2 separate regions of the Homo sapiens genome follow, and region 1 is linked to region 2. A link is an interaction called in ENCODE POLR2A ChIA-PET data of the cell type or tissue named here. Cell type or tissue: HepG2. All regions are shown on one strand. Links, peaks and the distances in the headings refer to the core of each region. The heading gives the core; the rest is flanking DNA.

Evidence for each region. ChIA-PET counts read pairs that join two places held together with the same protein. Peaks named below come from ENCODE experiments on the same cell type or tissue, not always from the same donor. Only the 100,000 strongest peaks of a DNase experiment are listed, where the experiment ranks them.
Region 1: POLR2A ChIA-PET joins it to region 2 with 5 read pairs; 3 of 35 experiments call an interaction of 5 or more read pairs at or near these places.

The regions. Positions count from the first base shown.
Region 1 is chr2:10,102,317-10,107,701 of GRCh38, reverse strand. No RefSeq gene overlaps it. Among named protein-coding and RNA genes, the nearest start is that of RRM2, 18 kb to the left of the region's middle. In HepG2, for the core only: no CTCF peak of the experiment used is centred there; no DNase peak of the experiment used is centred there.
Region 2 is chr2:9,887,674-9,893,058 of GRCh38, reverse strand. All of the region lies in intron 8 of TAF1B (TATA-box binding protein associated factor, RNA polymerase I subunit B), which reads right to left. Among named protein-coding and RNA genes, the nearest start is that of TAF1B, 47 kb to the right of the region's middle. In HepG2, for the core only: no CTCF peak of the experiment used is centred there; a DNase peak (open chromatin) is centred at 3,148; H3K4me3 peaks cover 977 bases.

The DNA.
Region 1 (5,385 bases), core at 220-5,219, 210 kb before region 2:
AAAAACCTGTCTCTACTAGAAATATAAAAAATTAGCCTGGTGTGGTGGCATGTGCCTGTAGTCCCAGCTACCAGGGAGGTTGAGGTGGTAGGCTCCCCTGAGCCTGGGAGGATCGAGGTTGCAGTGAGTCGTGATCATACCACTGTACTCCAGCCTGGGCCACAGAGATCACCCTGTCTCAAACAAAAAACAAACAAAACCTCCTCATTCCCCCTCCCTATAGCCCCTGACAACACCATTCTACTTTCTATCTCTATGATTTTGACTACTCTAAGTACCACATATGAATAGAATCATATATTGTTTGTTCTTTTAGTGACTGTCTTATTTCACTTAGCATAACATTCTCAAGGTTCATTTATGTTGTAAGATGGGTCATAATGTCCCTTTTTTAAGGCTGAATAATAATCCATCGTGTGCATAGACGGCATTTTGTTTATCCAATCATCTGTGGATGTTTGGGTTGTTTCTACCATTTGGTTATTATGAAGAGTGCTGCTATGAACAAGGGCAAGTGTACATGTTCCTGTAAAGAAAAAGACAGGAAGATGGGGGAAAATTTCGAGCTTCCTAGAGAATTGTTAAATTATCATGACCAAAATGTTGATAGCGATATGGACAATGAAGCCCAGGCCGAGGTGGTCCCAGGTGGAGATGAGGAACTTACTGGGAATTGGAGTAAACGTCATTCTTGCTATGCTTTAGCAAAAAGACTGGTGGCATTGTGCCCCTGCTCTAGGGATCTGTGGAACTTTAAACTTGAGAATGATGATTTAGGGTATCTGGTGGAAGAAATCTTTAAGCCGCAAAGTGTTCAAGATGTGGCCTGGCTGCTTCTAACAGTGTATGGTTATATGCATGAGGTGTGAGCAAATTGATGATCTGAGGGCTGGGTGTGGTAGCTCATCCCTGTAATCTCAGCACTTTGGGAGGTCGAGGTGGGTGGATTACCTGAAGTCAGGAGTTCAAGACTGGCCTGGCCAACATTGGGAAACCCCATCTCTACTAAAAATACAAAAAAAAATTAGCCAGGCATGGTGATCCACACCTGTAATCCCAGCTACTCTGGAGGCCGAGGCAGGAGAATTGCTTGAACCTGGGAAGTGGCAGTTACCGTGAGCCCAAGATCACGCCACTGCACTCCAGCCCGGGCGACAGAGCAAGATTCCATCTTGAAAAAACAATACAAAACAACAACAACAAAAAAAGCAGAGATGATCTGAAACTGGAACTTATATTTAGAAAGGAAGCAGAGCGGCTGGGCGCAGTGGCTCATGCCTATAATTCCAGCACTTTGGGAGGCCGAGGCGGGAGGATCACTGGAGGTCAGGAGTTCAAGACTGGCCTGGCCAACATGGTGAAACCCCATCTCTACTAAAAATACAAAAATTACTCAGGTGTGGTGGTGGGCGCCTGTAATTCCATCTACTTGGGAGGCTGAGGCAGGAGAATCACTTGAACCCAGAAGGCGGAGGTTGCAATGAGCCGAGATCGCACCATTGCACTCTAGCCTAGGCAATTAGAGTGAGACTCCATCTAAAAAAAAAAAAGCAGAGCATAAAAGTTTAGAAAATTTGCAACCTGACCATATGGTAGAAAAGAAAGCCCATTTTCTGGGGGAGGAATTCAAGCTGGCTGCAGAAATTTGCATAAGTAAAAAGGAGTTAAATATTAACAGCCAAGACAATGGGAAAAATGCCTTGAAGGCAGGCCCTCTCATCACAGGCCCAGAGGCCTAGGAGAGAAGAACAGTTTCATGGGCAGGGCCCTGCTGCCCTGCGCAACCTCAGTACACTGCTCCCTGCATCCCAGCCACTCCAGCTCAGCCATGGCTAAAAGTGCCCCAGATTAATCTCAGGCAGCTGATCCAGAGGGTGCAAGACATAAGCCTCAGTGGCTTCCATGTGATGTTAAGCCTGCAGGTGCACAGAGGGCAATAGTTGAGGCTTGGCAGCCTCCACCTAGATTTCAGAGGATGTATGGAAACGCCTGGATGTCCAAACAGAAGTTTGCTGCAGGGACAGAGCCCTCAAAGGAAACCTCAACTAGGGCAGTGTGGAGGGGAAATGTGGGGTTGAAGCCCCCACACAGAGTCCCCACTGGGGCACTGCCTAGTGGAGCTGAGAAAAGGGGCCACCATCCTCCATACCCCAGAATGGCAGATCCACCAGCAGCTTGCACCATGCACCTGGAAAAGCCACAGGCACTCAATGCCAGCCTGTGAAAGAAGCCAAGGGGGATGTATCCTGCAGAGCCACGGGGGTGCAGATGCCCAAGGCCTTGGGAGCCCACCCATTGCATCAGTGTGGCCTAGATGTGAAATATAGAGTCAAAGGAGATTATTTTGGAGCTTTAAGATGTAATGACTGCCCTGCTGGGGTTTGGACTTGCATGGAGCCTGTAGCCCCTTTGTTTTGGCTGATTTTTCCCTCTTGAAATGGGTGTATTTACCCAATGCCTGTACCCCCATTGTATCTTGGAAGTAACTAACTTGCTTTTGATTTTACAAGCTCATAGGAGGAAGGGACTTACTTTGTCTCAGATGAGACTTTGGACTATGGACTTTTGAGTTAATGCTGAATAAGTTAAGATTTGGGAGACTGTTGAGAAGAGAGGATTGTGTTTTGCAATGTGAGAATGATATGAGATTTGGAAAGGGCCAAGGGTGGAATGATGTGGTTTGGATTTGTGTCCCCACCCAAATCTCATGTCAAATTGTAATCCCCAGTGTTGGAGGAGGGGCCTGGTGGGAGGTTATTGGGTCATGGGGGTGGATTTCCCTCTTGCTGTTCTCATGATAGTGAGTGAGTTCTCATGAGATCTGGTTGTTTAAAAGAGTGTGGCACCTCCCCCTTCTCCCTCTTCTGCCTGCTCCAGCCAGGCAGGATGTGCCAGCTTCTCCTCCACTTTCTGCCATGATTGTAAGTCTCCTGAGGCCTCCCTAGCCATGCTTCCTGTACAGCCCGTGGAACTGTGAGCCAATTAAACCTCTTTTCTTTATAAATTACCCAGACTCAGGTAGTTCTTTATAGCAATATAAGAACAGACTAGTACATAAACATAACTCTATGTTTAATTTTTTCAGGAACTTCCACTTCCAACTTCAGCAGCTGCACCATTTTACATTCCTACCAGCAGTGCACAAGGGCTCCAATTCCTCCACATCCTCACCTATGCTTATTTTCTGCTTTGTTTTGTTTTAATAACCATTTTTTTAATTTACATGTCCAACATTAACTTTTTTAGAGGTATTTTAACAGGGTGACAATGTAGAGTTTGGAACAAAAATGATCCTGTTCTCTGCTGCATATCACTTAGCCCTGCCTAGTGAAAAAGGTTGAAAAAGTTGGACAAAAGATTAGAGATTTGTTGAGGTGGGACATGGTGACAGAGGGGCCTTAATTTTAGTGCCTCTGGAGTCAGACAGACCTCAGCTGACTCCCCCTCTGTGCACTCAGAATGTGTAACTGGAAGCTCCCTGGCCTCACTGAGCTTTACCCCCCATCTATAAAATGAGCTATTGATACTTCAGTAGTGTGTTGTGAGGCTTGCATGAGTGAACTTGCGGCGGGCAACAGCACAGTGCCTGCACATCGAATCCTCAGGGAATGCTAGCTGGTGCAATGACTGAGCTCTGCTGGGGTTTTCCAGGGCCCCCTCTTTTTTTTTTTTTTTTTTTTGAGATGGAGTTTCGCTCTTGTCGCCCAGGCTGGAGTGCAATGGTGCGATCTCAGCTCACTGCAACCTCCGCCTCCCACGTTCAAGTGATTCTCCAGCCTCAGCCTCCGTGGTAGCTGGGATTACAGATGCTCACCACCATGCCCAGCTAATTTTTGTATTTTTAGTAGAGACAGCATTTTGCCATATTGGCCAGGCTGATCTCGAACTTCTGACCTCAGGTGATCCGTCCATCTCAGCCTCCCAAAGTGCTGGGATTACAGGCGTGAGCCACCACGCCCAGCCCAGGGCTCCCTCTTTACCCACCACTCAAAAGCCCCAAGATGACACCAGGAGGTGTTACCATTCTTCCCTGGTGGAGCCTGAGAGGCAGGCCCGAGAGGCTTATCTCAATGTGGCCCCATGGGGATGGCAGTCCTGGAGAGATCAGTGAAGTCAGACATTGGCCCTAGTGGGTATGCATGTTTAGAAGCCTGAAGGATCACACTTAGGATGGGTTGACAAAACCAAAGTGGCAAGACAATGTTCCAGGAAGTGGAGGGACAGGTTGGCGTGGGAAGAGCAGGGCCCGGAGACACAGAGGCTGGGCTTCAGCTGTCCTGAGGTGCTCTGGCTTCCCTGTCTCATCCCACTTGGCAGAAGTCCCAATCCTCAAAGGCCCCAGGGTGCCACGTGATCCTCTCCCAGCTCCTCTCCCTGTGCCCTCCCCACACCCACCCCTCCAGCCGCAATGACCTCCTCCTGTTCCTGGGAAACTGAGGATACAACAGCTGCCTCAGGGGCTCCTCTGGCCTTGCAGCTCCTTCAAGGCTTTCCCCAAAGTCACCTTCACTGCGAGGCCTCCGTCATCACTAGGCTCGAGTAAAACCCTAAACACTTAGCCTGCACTCCCCACTCTCTGGCCCCTCCTGATCTTTCTCCATTGCACCAATTGCCTTCTCCATAATACTGACTTCTTCACTTGCTCACATTTCCTCATCCCCTCTAGAATGTCGGATGGACATTTTTACCTCTTCTGCTCACTGCTGCATCCCAGCATCTAGAATGACACCTGGTACACAGTGGACACTCACCGGAGGAACACAGAAACAGAGGGAGGTAGAGTTCTTGTTTCCAAGGAGATTGCAGTCATCTGGGAAGACAAAAGAAATGTATATAAAACAATTATTTAGTACCACAGCAAAGCTTAGACTTATTCAATTTTTTTTTTTTTTTTTGAGATGGAGCTTTCCACTCGTTGCCCCAGCTGGAGTGCAATGGTACAATCTCAGCTCACCGCAACTTCTGCCTCCTGGGTTCACGTGATTCTCCTGCCTCAGCCTCCCGAGTAGCTGGGATTATAGGCATGCACCACCACGCCCAGTTAATTTTGTATTTTTAGTAGAGATGGGGTTTCTCCACGTTGGTCAGGCTGGTCTTGAACTCTTGACCTCAGGTGATCCGCCCGCCTTGGCCTCCCAAAGTGCTGGGATTACAGACATGAGCCATCACGCCCAGCTGACTTCCTCAATTTTTGAATTAAAATTTATTGTATGTTTCCCATGATAAAACTAATGCAGGCTGGCTGCAGTGCCTCACACTTGTAATCTCAGCACTTTGGGAGGTCAGGTGGGAGGATTACTTGAGCCCAGGAGTTCGAGACCAGCTGGGCAACATAGTGAGACCCTGTCTCTACAAAAAAGAAAAAATTATCTGTGTGGTGGTGCA
Region 2 (5,385 bases), core at 78-5,077:
AAGTGCAGTGGTTGCTACCAAGATGTAATTTCATATTATTTTCTATGCTTATATCTTCCACCAAAATCTCTAAGAAGTCTCTCTGCTTTTTTACCCTGTCCCTTCACTCAAAATTAATTTAAAAAGATGAAAGGTAAGTGTTGGCAAGGATGCAAAGAAAAGGGAACTCTTGTACATTGGTGGTGGGAATGTAAATTACTATAGCCATCATGGAAATGAAATGGAGGTTACTCAAAAAACTTAAAACAGAACTACCATATGACCCAGCAATCCTACTGCTGGATAATATCCAAAAAAAATCAAAATCAATATGTTGATGGGGTTCACTGCAGCATAACTCACAAAAGCCAAGATATGGACTCAACCTAAGTGTCCATCGATGGATGAATGTAAGAAAACGTGTACTGATATAGAATGGGAAACTATTCAGCCTTAAATTCAGAGGGAAATTCTGTCATTTGCGACACCATGGGTGAACCTAGAGGGCCCATAAGTAAAATAAGCCAGGCACAGAAAGACAAATACTGCATGATCTCACTTATATGAAGAATCTAAGGCTGGGTGAAGCTGAGGAGGGAGGGAATGCGGAGTTGTTGGTCAAAGGGTACAAAGTTTCAGAAGACAGAAGGAACAAGTTTTGAGATCTACCGCACAGCAGAGTGACTACAGTCAATAATAATGTATAGTCATGCGTAGCTGAATGACAGAGATACTTTCTGAGAAATGCATCATTGGGTAATTTCATTGTGTGAAGAGTGTACTTACACAAACCTAGATGTTACAGCCCAGTACACACCTAGGCTATATGAGATAGCCTACTACTCCCAGGTTACAAACATGTATTGCATGTTATATACTGCTGAATGCTGTAGGCAACTGTAACACAATGGCAAGTATTTATGTATCTACACATAGAAAAGGTACAGTAAAAATACAGTATAAACAAACTGTACACCTCTATAGGGCACTTACCATGAATGAAGCCTTCAAGACTGAAAGTTGCTCTGGGTGAGCCAGTGAGTGAGTGGTGAGTGAATGTGAAGGCTTACAATATTACTGCACACTACATAAATGCTGTACACTTAGGCTACACAAAATTTATAAAAAATATGCTTTCTTCAGTAATAAATTAACCTTAGCTTACTGCATCTTTTCTATATAAACTTAAAAATAATTTTAACTTTTTGACTCCTGTAATACAACTTAGTTTAAAACACATACTGTACAGCTATACAAAAATGTTTTCTTTATATCCTTATTCCATAATGTTTTTTTCTATTTTTAAAATTTTTATTTTTTGTTTTTTTACTCTTTAAACTTTTTTGTTAAAAACTAAAACACAAACATACACATTTAGCCCAGGCCTATATGGGGTTAGGGGCAATAACATGCATGGAGCTGTCATCTTCTGTGGTAACAATGCCTTCTTCTGGAATATCTCCTACGGAACCTGCCTGAGGCTGTTAACTTTTTTTTAATAAGTAGAAGAAGTACACTTTAAAGTAATGATTACAAGTATAGTAAATACATAAACCAGTAACAGTAACAGTTATTATCAAGTATTATGTACTCCAAATTATATAAATGTATTAAATTATCACATGTATCCCAGAAATAGGTACATGTATCAGGCATCAGTTAAAAAAATTAAGCATACCAAAAAAATTCTTACACCTTACAGGGAAATAAAGGTGGAGAATAAAAGAAACAGGACAGTAATTTTAAAAAAGTATTCTGTATCACACATAATTATATATGGTATACTTTTCTACCACTGGCAGTAAAGGTCTGTTTATAGAAGCATCACCACAAACACACAAGTAATGTGTTGTGCTAAGAAGTTATGAAGTCTACAACATCACTAGGTGACAGGAATTTTTCAGCTCCATTACAATCTTATTAGACCACCGTTGTATATGTGATCCATTGTTGACTGAAACAGTTATACAGCACATGACTGTATTGTATAATTTAAAGTAAGAGAGTAGGCCAGGTGCAGTAGCTCATGCCTGTAATCCCAGCACTTGGGGAGGCTGAGGCGGGTGGATCACCTGAGGTCGGGAGTTCGAGACCAGCCTGACCAACATGGAGAAACCCCATCTCTACTAAAAATACAAAAAAGTAGCCAGGATTGGTGGCGCATGCCTGTAATCCCAGCTACTTGGGAGGCTGAGGCAGGAGAATCGCTTGAACCTGGGAGGTGGAGGTTGTGGTGAGCATAGATTGTGCAATTGCACTCCAGCCTGGGCAACAAGAGGGAAACTCCGTCCCCAAAAAAAATAAAATAAGAGAGTAAATTTCAAATGTCTCACCATAAAAATGATAGGTGAGGTGACAGACATGTTAATTAGCTTGATGTAATCATTTCACATGGTAAACATATCTCAAAATATCACTGTACCCCATACATGTATTAATTATAATTTGTCAATTAAAAACAATATTACTTCAAAAAAGAAAAAAAATAGATCAACAAAAGGGATTATTACTAGGGCAGGTATTTAGGGGAAAAGATTTAAGTAAAGATCAGATTAGTGACAATATTCATGAACAGAGACTACAATTTTTTTTTAAAAAAATCCAAGAATGAGTGAGCAACAACATGCTTTCAGGCATCTGAGAAAGAACTGTTCAGGTAATACCTAAAAAGCATCTGAATACTGACTCTATTTCTAAATGTCTAAAAATTAGTATTTGGAACACTTCTGTTTCTGCCCATGAAGGATTACCAACCATGGGAACTGAGCTTCCACCGTATCCAACAGAGAACTGGAAAAAATATATGAAAGAACAGGTTCAAGCATTGGACAACAGACAGCATGGACACTAATCCCTTAGAGAAGAGAAACAAATGGCCCAGCTTACTGCCTGGAGGCAGTTTCCAAACTGCAGTGCAGTGCAAGGGTGGGAAGTGAAACAGAGCTCAGTGGTCTTGATGAGCAGAGGAGACAGGGACTGGAGTTTCTGGAAGCTGAGGTGGCTAAAATTTGCAAGCTTAGTACCACAAAGGACAAAATTGCATAGACAGAGAGATCCAGAGACCTGCAAAGGGGCCCTCTCATGTGTTTTGCTGAGTATCAATATGTGCATGTATGAGAAAATATCTGAGGCCAGGGAAAAAAATAACAGGAAAGCAGTAGAGCAAACAATTTCCAAAGCTCACGGAAGGCAAACAGCCAAAGTGCAGAGACTTCGTAATACCAGAGGCATTGGGTAGAGTCTTTAGTAGGGATACGCCTTAGTAGTGAGGCTAAAATAGTCCCAGAAAAAAAGGGACTATTAATAACAAACCACACACAACAAAACTTAAAAACAAGCTTCTAAAGGATTAAACTGTTCTTCAAGTTACTTAATTATACACTAGAACAAAAAATCTAGCACTCTACAACATAAAAATTACAATGATTGCATCTAATAAAAAAAAATTACCAGTCATGCAAAGAGGCAGGAAAATATGATACATAACCAATCAATAAAACAGACCCAGAAATAACAAAGACAATGGAATTGGCAGACAAGGGTTTTAAAACATCTATTACAAATACTGTCAATATAGCCAAGAATATAAAAGAAAACAAGAACATAATGAGAAGAGAAAGAGAAGAAATAAGACTAAAATGCAAGTTCCAGAAATGAAAAATGTAGTATCTGAAATGAAAAACACATTGAATGGGTTTAATGACACATTAGAAGATACTCAAGTAAAGATCACTGAATCTGAAGACATAACAATAGAAATTATCAAAACAAAACATAGTAAGCAGAAAGGCCAGAAAAATAAAAAGGAAAAGCCTCAGGGAGCTATGGTACCATATCAAGTGGTCTAGCATGTAATTAGTATCCCAGAAAAAGGCAAGGGGAGGCCAAAAAAATTTAAACAAATAATGGATGAAAATGTCCAAGTTTGATGAAAACTGCACACCCATAAATCTAAGGTAAATAAAACCCAAGCAGAAGGCTGGGTGCAGTGGCTCCCCACCCGTAATCCCAGCACTCTGGGAGGCCGAGGCGGGTGGATCACCTGAGGTCAGGAGTTCGAGACCAGCCTGGCCCACATGGTGAAACCCCATCTCTACTAACAATACAAATTAGCCGGGTGTGGTGGCGCATGTCTGTAATCCCAGATACTCAGGAGACTGAGGCAAGAGAATCGCTTGAACCCAGGAAGCGAAGGTTGCAGTGAGCCGGGATCATGCCACTGCACTCCAGCCTGGGCGACAAGAGCAAAAATTTGTCTTAAAAAAAAAAAAAAAAAAAAAAAAAAAAAACCAAGCAGAAGAAACATAAAGAAAACTGTGACAAGGCACATAATAATCCAATTGGTGAGATCCAGTGATAAAGAGAAAATCTTAAAAAGCAGCTAAAGGAAAAAAGGCACATTATATAAAGAACAGTAAAGATAAGAATTATAGCAGATTGACATCAGAAATTAGGCAGGCCTGAAGACAATGGAATGACATCTTTAAAGTACTGAAAAAAAGGTATGAAACTAGAATTCTATACCTACTGAAAATATCTCTCAAAAATTAAGGCAAAGTTAGGACTTTTTTTTAGAACAAGAAAAGCAACAATAATTCACTGCCAGCAGAACTGTACTACAAGAAATGTTAAAGGACGTTTTTTAGACAGAAATTGGGATCTAAATAAAAAGATTACCAGAAATGGCAAACACATAGGTAAATATAAAATGATTTTTCTCATTTTAAATCTCTTGAAAAGATAAATGATTGCTTACAGAAAAAAAAAATCCCAATGCATTAAGGTAGAAGTGAAATGTTTGACACTAAAGGATGGGAGGAGGGAAGTGGAAATACTCTGTTGTAAGGGTCTTACTCTATACAAGTAATGGTATATTATTAGTTGAGGTAGAATGAGAAAAGGTAAAGATGAATACTGTAAACCCTAGAGCAACCACAAAAAAACACAGAGAGGTATAGTTAATAAATCAACAGTGGAGATAAAATGAAATTATTAAAAAATTCTTAATTAAGCCTGGGCATCACTGCAAGACCACGTCTCTAAAAAAAATTTTTTTTTAATTAGTTGGCTGTGGGGGTATTTGCTTGTAGTCCTAGCTACTAGGGAGGCTGAGGCAAAAGGATTGCTTAAGCCCAGGAGTTTGAGGTTACAGTGAGCTACGATCATGCCACTGTACTCCAGTCTGGGTGACAGAATAAGACCCTATGCCTTAAAAAACATAAAACAAACAACAACAACAAAAAATTCTTAATTAATCCAAAAGGCAGGAAAAGAAGAAAAAAAGAAAAAACAAGAGATGAGACATGTAATAGCAAGATGGTAGATTCAAACCCAACTATACTGATAATTATGTCAAATGTAAATGGCTTAAACACACGAATTAAAAGGCAGAGATTATCAATTAGA